Regions from separate parts of the Mus musculus genome. Here regions 1 and 3 are each linked to region 2. A link is a contact called in ENCODE Hi-C or POLR2A ChIA-PET data. All regions are on one chromosome and are shown on one strand. Each heading gives the region's core, a stretch centred on a gene start or an enhancer-like site at or near the end of the contact. The rest is flanking DNA. Distances are from core to core; before and after follow the strand shown.

Evidence for each region. A loop is a pair of places that touch in the nucleus more often than their neighbours do. ChIA-PET counts read pairs that join two places held with the same protein, here RNA polymerase II (POLR2A).
Region 1: a loop to region 2 is called in a map of v-Abl transformed pro-B cells, with 4 times the contacts of the local background. The contact joins the promoter of Mreg here to the promoter of Rpl37a in region 2. A Hi-C loop is called at or near these places in 1 of 37 maps with a recorded cell type or tissue (v-Abl transformed pro-B cells). POLR2A ChIA-PET finds 5 or more read pairs at or near these places in 1 of 5 experiments (embryonic stem cell).
Region 3: a loop to region 2 is called in a map of T-helper 17 cell, with 3 times the contacts of the local background. The contact joins the promoter of Tmem169 here to the promoter of Rpl37a in region 2. A Hi-C loop is called at or near these places in 1 of 37 maps with a recorded cell type or tissue (T-helper 17 cell). POLR2A ChIA-PET finds 5 or more read pairs at or near these places in 3 of 5 experiments (Patski and embryonic stem cell).

Annotation. Positions count from the first base shown.
Region 1 is chr1:72,210,650-72,214,113 of GRCm38, forward strand. It overlaps Mreg (melanoregulin), which reads right to left and starts at 1,658. Exons shown (of 5, transcript NM_001005423.2): 1 at 1,368-1,658. The coding sequence starts at 1,462.
Region 2 is chr1:72,709,108-72,712,732 of GRCm38, forward strand. It overlaps Rpl37a (ribosomal protein L37a), which reads left to right and starts at 2,153. Exons shown (of 4, transcript NM_009084.4): 1 at 2,153-2,216; 2 at 2,565-2,693; 3 at 3,035-3,117. The coding sequence starts at 2,214.
Region 3 is chr1:72,282,135-72,285,801 of GRCm38, forward strand. Tmem169 (transmembrane protein 169) reads left to right here and starts at 2,239. Exons shown (of 3, transcript NM_175564.4): 1 at 2,239-2,332. It overlaps Pecr (peroxisomal trans-2-enoyl-CoA reductase), which reads right to left and starts at 2,187. Exons shown (of 8, transcript NM_023523.6): 1 at 1,959-2,187. The coding sequence starts at 2,082. Gm51631 (a long non-coding RNA gene) reads right to left here. Exons shown (of 3, transcript XR_003947863.1): 3 at 2,364-2,614.

The DNA.
Region 1 (3,464 bases), core at 408-2,907, 500 kb before region 2:
CCTTTAATCAGATCACCCAGGAGGCAAACGGATCTCTGAGTTAGAGGTCAGCCAGGTCTACATAGTAAGACAGAGTGTGTGTGTGTGTGTGTGTGTGTATTTGTGTGTGTGTGTGTGTGTGTGTGTGTGTGTGTGTGTGTGTGTGGTGCCTTGGGTATCTAGATATATTTCATGAAACACCTCACCAGATAACAAGATGATAATTCCAAGTCCTGACTCGCAAAAGGGAGATGAAAAGGGGCCACAAGGCCACTTTAGGAAAGGGTAGAAGGCAAAAGGTCACCATTGGCCAGGAGCTTGGAGGGACTAAGAGTAGATTGTTCCTACAGGGGCAAGTACATCCTGCTTAATGCGCTGGAAAATAAGAGCAGACAGGCAGGATGGGTTATGTAACTCTGCAAAGTCAGGGGAAGTGTCTGGACTTGACAGAGTAGGGCAAGGTAAAGCCATGCTTTGCTGCTTCTGCCAGAGTTGTGCAAGCAGGATTGGATTCGTTGCGTGTCCCTTAAGGAAGGGGTCCTGGCTTCTGCGCTTGTTCACCAAGCCTAGAATTCCACCCTACATCCTGTGCCCTAATTTCAATTCTGTTCCCTGGGGCACGACTTGGTGGGACCTCATTCGATAAGGTTAACCTGGCATGGTGGAACTTAATTTCAGCAAACTCACGATAGGGAGGAAGAAAAAAACAAAAAACAAAAAACCAACATTTTAAGGAAAAATAAAAATCACAGTCCTATCTCTTCTCTCTCTAGGAGCCGGCAACCACGCTTGGGTATGTCTTATTTCTGAGTGCCTTTTTCTTCTACCCCTCGTGCTTATACGTATATTAAAGTATCGCTTTAGGGGAAAAAAAAAAAAAGTCAAGCAAAGCTGTGCACAGGGTTCCTTCACAAAGCCTCTTAGCACATTAGCTAATGAGCATTAAATGTCCCCACATTTCAGTTTAAACCCCCGAACAGTCAATTGGCTGTCACTGGTACAGCACGCATAGTTTTATCACGAGAAAGATTTCCTCAGTCACTGAAATCGACTTCTTTCGGTCATGACATTGGAAGAGATAGCCAAACTTTTTTTTTTCATCTCAGTGCCAAGGAAACCCACGCTCGTCCGTCTCATCCGATGAGACCCCCTCTGGAAACTTCTCTTCCCGGCCCTTTCCCCTGCAGCAGTCAGTGGCGTTTCCCAGGGGCATCCGCTGCCTCCGAGGAGCCACACAAAATCTGAACCAAGGATCCGGAGCTTAAATCGTCTTGTGCGAGACCGGGGCCGAGGGGGGCCGGGTGGCACCGCGGTGTGACCTCACAGCACCCCTTCCCCGGTTCAGACGACACCCGGGTCCCCACCCCGCGAGGCGGCCCGATACGCACCTGACCAGCGGCTCCTTCTCGGGCCGCGCGGGCTCCTCCAGGCACCGGCACGGGCAGCAGCAGCAGGCGCTCCGTAGCCAGCGGCGCAGCCCCATGGGGAGCGAGGCCCGGCGCCGGGATCCCGGAGCCGGGCGCGCGATGGCGGCGGGGACGCGGGGACGGGGACAGGGACGGCCGCGGCGTCACGGGCCGGGCCGTGCGCATCACGCCGCGGCCGGCCGTGGGGACGCGAGCTGCGCGTTTGCCGCGGGAGCTTTTCCCTCTCTCTTTTAATTCCCCGGGTGCCGCCCGAGCGCATGCGTCCTGCGACGCCCACGGCTGCCCTCTAGGGAGCGAGCGCGCTCCAGGCGCCCCGCAGAACCCCGGAGGTGACCGCTGAGCAGCAGGGGTCTGCTGCGCGTGGCCGAACCCAACTGTCCTTTTAATTGGCTTCTCTGCAAAGGAAATGGTCTCCCACAATACACGCTTTGTAAAAGTTTTTTTATTTTTTCAAACTTCCAGCCCTTGAACACTCTTAGGGGAAAAAAAAAAAGCAACCGCTTGTGAGTTCTACAACTGTTATATTACAAGAGATTTATTTTTGTAAATTACAATGTGAGTGCTGGGAACAGAATCCTGTCTTGTGTAGCGCCATCTACCTCACCAGCCCCCAGAAATCCCACTTTTGTTTTTTTATGTCCAAGCAGCAGATTACCGCACCAAATGTTTGTGGTTTTGTTTTGTTTGGGGTTTTGTTTGTTTGTTTGTTTTTATCTTTTGAAATTAAAACATTGCATTGCCCCACCCACCCTCACCATTCCCTTTCTCCCTCCAACCCTTCCCATGCACACATTTTTGTGCCTGGCTCTTTTCACTGATGTCATGCAGACTGTATGTGTATCTTTCTGTCTTCCTAACGCAGACCTAATCTTACCGATGCCAGTGTTATTTAACCAGACCGTGAACATAATGGTGAACATGTTAACCAATCCCAGCCTTTTGTACTGAGGGCTGCAGTGCACATCCTTGAACTGCTGCACTTGGGAGCTTCTACACCAACTGAATAAAGATGTGGCAGTCGACTTGCTGTGTCATAAGATGCCCCTTTAATTTTTTTTTTAAAAAAGATTTATTTTATACATATGTGAGAACACTGTAGCTGTGTTCAGACACACCAGAAAAGGGCATTGGATCCCATAACAGATGGTTGTGAGCCACCATGTGGTTGCTGGGAATTGAAATGAGGACCTCTGGAAAAGCAGTCATTGCTCTTAACCACTGAGCCATCTTTCCAGTCCACCCCTTTAATTTTAATGAATCCTGCCAAATTGCTTTCCAGTGTGCAATTCAAATTTAGACTCTGGCATACAAACCCTATACTCAATATAAAATACAAGGTGTGATCGCCCAGGGAGTGTCACTATCAGAAAGTGTGGCCCTGTTGGAGTAGGTGTGTCACTGTGGATGTGGGCTTTAAGACCCTCATCCTAGCTGTCTGGAAGCCAGTATTCTGCTAGCAGCCTTCAGATGAAGATGTAGAACTCTCAGCTCCTCCTGCACCATGCCTGCCTGGATAATAAACTGACCCTCTGAACCTGTAAGCCAGCCCCAATTAAATGTTGTCCTTAGAAGAGTTGCCTTGGTCATGGTGTCTGTTCACATCAGTAAAACCCTAAAGCAGAAGGTGTTTTGCTTCTTTGTCTTGCCTTTGCCAGTCTGATTTACTTGAGAAGTATTTAAGCTATGTGTGAGGCATGTTTTAGGATGGGGATACAGCAGTAAACAAGACCAGCAAAAAGTGAACATTCTGGTGAGGGGTGGTTAGACAAGGAAATAAGCACTTTCCAAGTATGTTAACTTTAAGTTAGTTAGACTAGACTAGTTAGTTAGACTTTAAGTTAGTTAGACTAGAGAACAAATAAGGCAAGAAAAGGGATGAGTGCCATGGTGAGGTGTGCGTGCCTAGAGGTCAAACCCAGGGTCCTGCTCACACCAAACTCAAGCCCTGAGTTACAGGCCCAGGCCCCAGTGTTTTATTTTGAAAAGGTCTCATATAGGCCAGGATGACTTCAAACCCCCTATATAGCTGAACATGACCTTGAACTTCTGACTCTCCTG
Region 2 (3,625 bases), core at 903-3,402:
AGGGAAGGGTATGGAGGGAAGAAAGGAAAGGGAAAATGATTTAATTATATTATAATCTTGAAAATATCCAAGAAGTTTTTAAAAAAAAATAAAAAAGCAAGTTAAATCCAGTAACTCCCTTAGGCTGTCTTGAACCCCTTAACTATACTCTGTAGAAACCTTTTTTTGTTTGTTTGTTTTTACAAGTTAAAAAACAAAAATAATACAGTGTAGGGTTTTTCAGTCTTGGCACAGACCAGGTGTGATGTCTGAGTACATGTGTGTATGTATGTGTGTGTGTAGTTGTCTATGCATAAATCATTGTCCTCTTCCTCACTAGAGGATAACGCCACCCTTATCAAATGTCTGCAGATATTGCTGTGTCCTGGGAAGGAGAGGGTAAACAAGATCTCCATGGCTGAGAACCATTTATGAAGTATATAGCAACTGGCATGTTTTTAATAAGCTAGCAAAGAGAGAATATGCTACAATATGCTAGAAACTGGAGTATAACACACATAATGGCATATACTGTTTTATGGGATTCTTGATTTTACTAGATTTGTATGAAGTGGGTCGCTGTGTAAGATGTCTTTCTTACAATGAATTAGAGTCAAAAAGACTAAAAGTCACTAAAAAGAGCAATGTAACCATCCTGGGCCTGTATTTAGCTACTCAAAAAGCTGGCATGGCAAGATAAAGGACTACCTGAATTGTAAAGGGAGTTCAAAGTTGGACAACTTAATGAGACCTTGTATCAGAATAAAAAATAAGAAAAGGCTGGGTATACAGTTCAATTATAGTAACTTGGGTAGTATGTATGAAGCCCTAGGTTCAATCCCAATACAAATAAACACATAAATAAATAAACACAATCTCAAATTATGGTAGACTCATAAATGCTAGCCCCAAATTACATGTTCCAAGAGGAAAACAAAACAAATAGAGGAAAAATTAAATAAATAATGTACAAAAATACTTAAGAATTAAGAGTTTCACAAACTTTCACATTACAAAGAGAATCAGTTCTTTTTTTAAAAAAAAAAAAAAGACAAATCTTTCCGAATATTTATTTATTTTCTATGTATAGATATTTTTCTTGTACACATATCTGTGGACCACGTGAGGTCACAAGGAGTCTCCTAAAAGTAGAGTTACACGCACTTTTGAGCCACCATGTGGGTGGAAAGCAGAGTCAATGAGCCCTCTTTCTAGCCCCAAGACAGACTTCTTTAAAATCAAACACTAACATCATTTCCCACTGGAAATCTTAAAGTTTAAGAAAATCTTAGGAGAGAGAAGTGTTTAAAAATTTCAGAGCCAGGCGTGGTGGCACACGCCTTTAATCCCAGCACTTGGGAGGCAGAGGCAGGCGGATTTCTGAGTTCGAGGCCAGCCTGGTCTACAGAGTGAGTTCCAGGACAGCCAGGGCTACACAGAGAAACCCTGTCTCCAAACCTCCCTCCCCTCCCCCCCAAAAAAAGAAAGAAAGAGAACCACCACTTTAGGGTCTTGGGTTCAAGTAGCCTCTATTCCTTACATTATCCCCAGAACTCTGATCAGCAACATTTCGTAACTCTTTTTTTTTTTTTTTTTAGATTTATTTATTTATTATATGTAAGTACACTGCAGCTGTCTTCAGACACTCCAGAAGAGGGCATCAGATCTCATTATGGATGGTTGTGAGCCACCATGTGGTTGCTGGGATTTGAACTCAGGACCTTCAGAAGAGCAGTCTGCGCTCTTAATCGCTGAGCCATCTCTCCAGCCCATTTCGTAACTCTTAATCGTGACGAATATGACTGTCTCCCAGCCGAACTGTAACTCGGCCTGGGAGCGGATCCTAGGCGTTTACTATGGCCAGCATCTAGCACCCGGCCTGGCGATTTTCCGAAGTATAATATAGTGGGAAGGCAATGCGCCTCAGTCACAAACGTCGCGCTTTAAACACTTAAAGGCAAGCCACCTAAAACCCGTCTCTTCGCGAGCAGAACGCAAGAAATCGCATCTGCTCTGCAGAACTTTGGTTATGTGTAAGCTAAGAAGGATGTGCTTCCAGCTCGTGAACCACTTCTGCGCATCTATGCATTTCTCAGTGGAGACAGCGAATAAACCGCCAGAACACCGAGTTCACTTCCGAGAGAGGAGGTCGCGTCACTTCCGCTCGCCGGTCTAAAACCGCGCATGCGCATTGCGTCCCTTCCTCTTCGGACTTGGGCTTGGGTTCCGGCGACATGGTGAGTGTCTTCGTAACCGCTTTGGAAGTCGCTATCCATCGTCATCTGCCTTAGTCTCCGGCGTCCCGCTCTCAGCCCACCTCGGGTAGTCTGTGCTGTCCCTGTCCTGTCTGCTGTCGGGCTTCTCCCGGCGTCTGGAGCCCCGTACGCGGCCGGAGGCGGCTCGGCGGGGCTTGGCCCAGCGCGGTAGTTAATGCACAATCTGGAGCCTTTTGGCGCTCTGTGGGCGCCTTCCTTGATGGTTGAGCTTGAGGGAAAACAGGATTCAGCCGAGTTTGTGCTCAGCGGCGCGTTGGCGTGCACCGACTGGCTCAATGTCTCTGCTCCGTTCCTTTCCTCTGTCAACAGGCTAAACGCACCAAGAAGGTCGGCATCGTCGGCAAGTACGGGACCCGCTATGGTGCCTCCCTCCGGAAAATGGTGAAGAAAATTGAAATCAGCCAGCACGCCAAGTACACTTGCTCCTTCTGTGGCAAGGCAAGTCGGCCTCGGGTTAGGGAGGAGGGTGCCATTGCTCCCGAGCTAAGGCGGTTTGGGCTCGCTTTTTGCGGAGCATTCGTTGTTTACTTGCAACTAGTGAGGAACTTAAGGGTGAATGGTTTGGAGAGGAAAAAGTCCGATCTTGGGAAATTGATAGCGATGTCAGCGCATCTGTACCAACCCCAAAGAGGTCTGTTTAGCCTGTAAATAATACTCTGCTTGGGTTACTAGAATTTAACTGCTAATGGATAAGCTGGCTTTTCCATAGTTTACTCTCTGGAAGTCTCAGGGATTTTTTTTTTATATATATTTCATAACAAGATCTTAACTACTTACAGACCAAGATGAAGAGACGAGCCGTCGGCATCTGGCACTGTGGTTCCTGCATGAAAACAGTGGCCGGTGGGGCCTGGACCTACAAGTGAGTGTTTTCTCCTGTGGTATAGGAAAGGCTATGGACTGCACAGCCCGTGTTCCAGGTCTGGTGCATATCGGATTTGTTTTAGTTTAAAGCAAATCATGAGTTTGGGTTTAAAAGTTAATAGTTTTTGGTCAGGGCTATACAGTGAAACCCTGTCTCAAAAACAAAGTTATGGTTATAGATAAAAGCTCAGAGCCGGGCGTGGTGGCGCACGCCTTTAATCCCAGCACTCGGGAGGTAGAGGTAGGCGGATTTCTGAGTTCGAGCCCAGCCTGGTCTACAAAGTGAGTTCCAGGACAGCCAGGGCTACACAGAGAAACCCTGTCTCGGGGGAAAAAAAAAAAAAGAAGAAGTTCAGACTTTGATTCTCATATTCCTTTTGAATTGTACAGTCACCATGCTCTTTGGAAAATTACAGTTGATCTAAGTCCATTGGTGTTTGTGCTGGACTTGACTTAACACTACAAGTTATTTCTATAAAATGGTTTGAGGTTAATTGACTCGGGAT
Region 3 (3,667 bases), core at 989-3,488, 430 kb before region 2:
GCAGGCACCTTCATCCACTAAGCCTTCCTGCCAGCTCTCGGCTAATGCTTTATAATAGTCTACTGTCCAATTTGGGTTGACATAACAACAGAAAACAGCCATTAATTCTGGCGTTAGCAAAAAAACAACAACAAAGACTGAAAAAGCCATAGGAGAGAGTATTTCACATACTTGGTGCTGGAGAGATAGCCCGGAGCTTAAGAGAGCTTGTGCTTCTCTTGCAGAGGGCATGAGCTTGGCTCTCACCACGCACACTGGGTGGCTCACACTCCAGTTCCAGGGGATCTGCCACTTCCAGCCTTCATGGGCACCTGTACTCCCACTCACAGGCCCTCCTCTGCCTCCCAATACACATATATAATTAAAAATACAACAAAACTTTAAAAGAACTTTTTTTCCCATATTCTCTCATGGAAGGCAATCCAATGATAAATACAGCAGTACAATGTTCACTTCTCTTTTAGGTGTAGGAAGTATTTCCCTAGGGACATACCCCAGGACTCTCACAGCATCTCCAGGGCTGAGTGGCCTTATATTTACAGTCATGCCACAATACTCTGTTGGCCGACCCCAGAACTGGTGTAGTGTTTGCCCAATGCAAACTTACTCAAAAAGAGGTTCAACAACTAGCAATCCACAGAAGAGGAACCAAGGTTCTGCAAATTTGCTGACAGAGGCCAAGATCCTGACCTTTGTACTAAACAGGTACTGGTTGATTTTTTTTTTTTTTTAATAATTCCTCCTCCCAGGGGAAGTTTCCTGGTGGAAGACAGGCTGGAAGTAATGGTAAAGTGCAAACTGCAATACTGTCTTGTTTTTTTTTTTTGCAGTGTACTGCTGATAAGATAAAGTCAATCATTTCTCCATGTATTTATTTCTTGTGTTAGTTCAGCATGGAATGTCAAGGCCAAATCATTTCTCATTTGTTCCACTTGATGTCAGATTTTTAAAAATCTACTTGTCAGGGCTGGAGAGACGGCTCAGCAGATAAGAGATCTGTCTGCTCTTCCAGAGGTCCTGAGTTCAATTTCCAGCAACCATATGGTAGCTCACAACCATCTGTAATGGGATCTGATACTGTCTTCTGGTGTGTCTGAAGACAGCTACAGTGTACTCATATACATAAAATAAAATTTTAAAAATCTTTAAAAAAAATCTACTTGTCAAAGCTCTTTGCACAATACAAGCGTCGTGTTGGAAATACTTTTCAAATATGCCTTTATAAACTTTGCACTCTTCCTTCTTACCCACATCTTCGAGGCAGGGTTTCTTTGTGAAACCTCGACTGACTTGGACCTCGATCTGTAGACCAGGCTAGCCTGAAACTCACAGAGATCCACCTGTCTCTGCCTCTTGAGTGCTGGAATTAAAGTCATATGTCACCACCACCTGGGAACAGTTTGCTTTGGGTTAAGAGTAAACCCAAAACCCGGACATGGTGGCGCACGCCTTTAATCCCAGCACTCGGGAGGCAGAGGCAGGCGGATTTCTGAGTTCGAGGCCAGCTGGTCTACAAAGTGAATTCCAGGACAGCCTGGGCTAATAAAAAGAAACCCTGTCTAGAAAAAAACAAAAAAAACAAAACAAAATAACAAAAAAAAGTAAACCCAAAGAAGATGCACATTCTCACATATTTAAATATTAAATGTAACTATTTTCTTCTTGATGGCTTCCTTGTGCGTGTGTTTACGTGATCATTCTAAGTTTAATAACTTTTCCTTTTTCTTGCTTTTAGCACAGGGGACGTGAGAAGAAAATCTGATCAGGGCCTCTCAACATTTCTCGGCTATTCGGAATAAAACCTCTGTTATTTCGTTTTCCCTCATTGCTCAGCTCTGCAGACCGGAGCTTTGCAACCTCTTCCCGGTCCGCCAGCACTCCCCTCTGTCTCTGAACCCAGTTTACCCGAGCTGGACCTCTGCGGACACTAGCCCAGCCCCAGAGGCCTGCTCACGTACCCAGGTGCAGGAGCTCCCGGGAGACGGCTTTTCCAATGCCTGTGCCCCCGCCGGTGACCACGGCCACTTGGTTCTTCAGCAACCCGGCCGCTAGGTAGCTCTGACCAGTCTTCCAAGAGCCCATGGCCACAAAGTGTCTGTCTCTGAGTTCTTGCTAAAGCTAGACCACGTGTTCCTCAGAAGTAGCTCTATTAGTAGCAGTCCTTGGCCACGTAACCAAACAGACCCCGCCCCTAAGTCCGCGTGGTCCCGCCTCAGGCCCCGCCCAGGCCCCGCCTTCGCGGCGCGCTAGGCCTCCTCCCAGAGCTGGACCGCTCCTGGCGGCCGCCCGCAGCCGTCTGCATCCTCAGCTTCCCTCCTGGGTCCCAGTGAAGGTGTGGGTGAGACTCCTCGTTCGATTTTTTTCATATTTATTTTTAAATGTCGGTGACATTGGGGGGAAACGACAGAGGAATGAAAAGAGAGTGAGAAAGAACGAAATGGGAAGGATATTTTCTGTTCTGAAAATCCAATCCTTGGGGCCATAGCTCCCACCGTTAATTAAAATTACATCTCCAGAGCATCTGTGTAGAGAAAGGCTGCAGGTCTGGGCCCTCGCAGTACCGATCTGCAACAGACATCTGGCTGTCTGGGCTTCAGCAGCTGTGTGCAGAGGGCTAGGAAGTGGGGAAAGGCTTAGGTTAGCTGAAGGGAAGCCATCCAGGTCCCAGATCCCTTCTTCTTCAGGGAGGGAGTCGAAAGGGAGGAGGGGGTGGGGCAGGAGAGGGCACACAGTTGCAGTTATCCACAGAGCCTAAATAATGAATGATTAAACAAAATGATTTTAGGCCACCCTCACCTCATTCTCAGTGCCCCACCCAGAAATGAAAAAAAAAAGCACCCTTCCATAGATTTGAGACCTGGTCCGTTTCATCTGGGTTATATAGCAGCAGATAAAGATGAATCGTTGCATGGTTCTTGTAAGATTCATTTCTAGGTTTATGGTTTTGGAACCTGCCTTTTAGCTCCTACCTTCAGCAAGGAACTTATCAGCTCCCAGTTGGTTCCAAGGAACAATTTATTGTTCACATTCTGTTTGTTTTGAATTAATTATTATTATTAATTTTTTTTTGAGACAAGGTCTCTCTCTCTATAGCCCTGGCTGTCCTGGAACTCACTATGTAGATCAGGTTGGCCTGGAACTTAAGAGATTCCCCCTGCCTCTGCCTACTGAATGCTGGGATTAAAGGCATGGGATACCATGCCCTGCCCTTCTGTTTGTTCATTTAAAAATTAACATTACATATGTGTGTGTGTGTGTGTGTGTGTGTGTGTGTGTGTGTGTGAGAAGACGAATTGCAGGAGTCAGTTCTCTTCTTGTACCGTATGGGTGCCACCAGGGATTGAACCCCATCATCAAGCGCAGCAGCAGCAGCCTTGCCCTCTTAGCTCTTTTCTGTTTATCTCTTTCCTTATGTCGGACTATGCTAGGTCATTGGTCTTAATCCAGGACAACAGTCTTTCTAACTTTGCCGGGGGTGCTCTGTTTTCCCTTTTCCAGTCAACAAATGCCATTTGTGTCTGTTTGGGGAGGTGGCGGTTGGAGCCACTACTTAAAAAATTCACAGAGAGAAGTGAAGTTAGACACTGGGTCTCTCGCACCAGCCAGACTGCAGTTCTGAGAGCACCTCTAGGCCCTCCACCTCCCTGGCCTTCTCTGACCTCTTTTT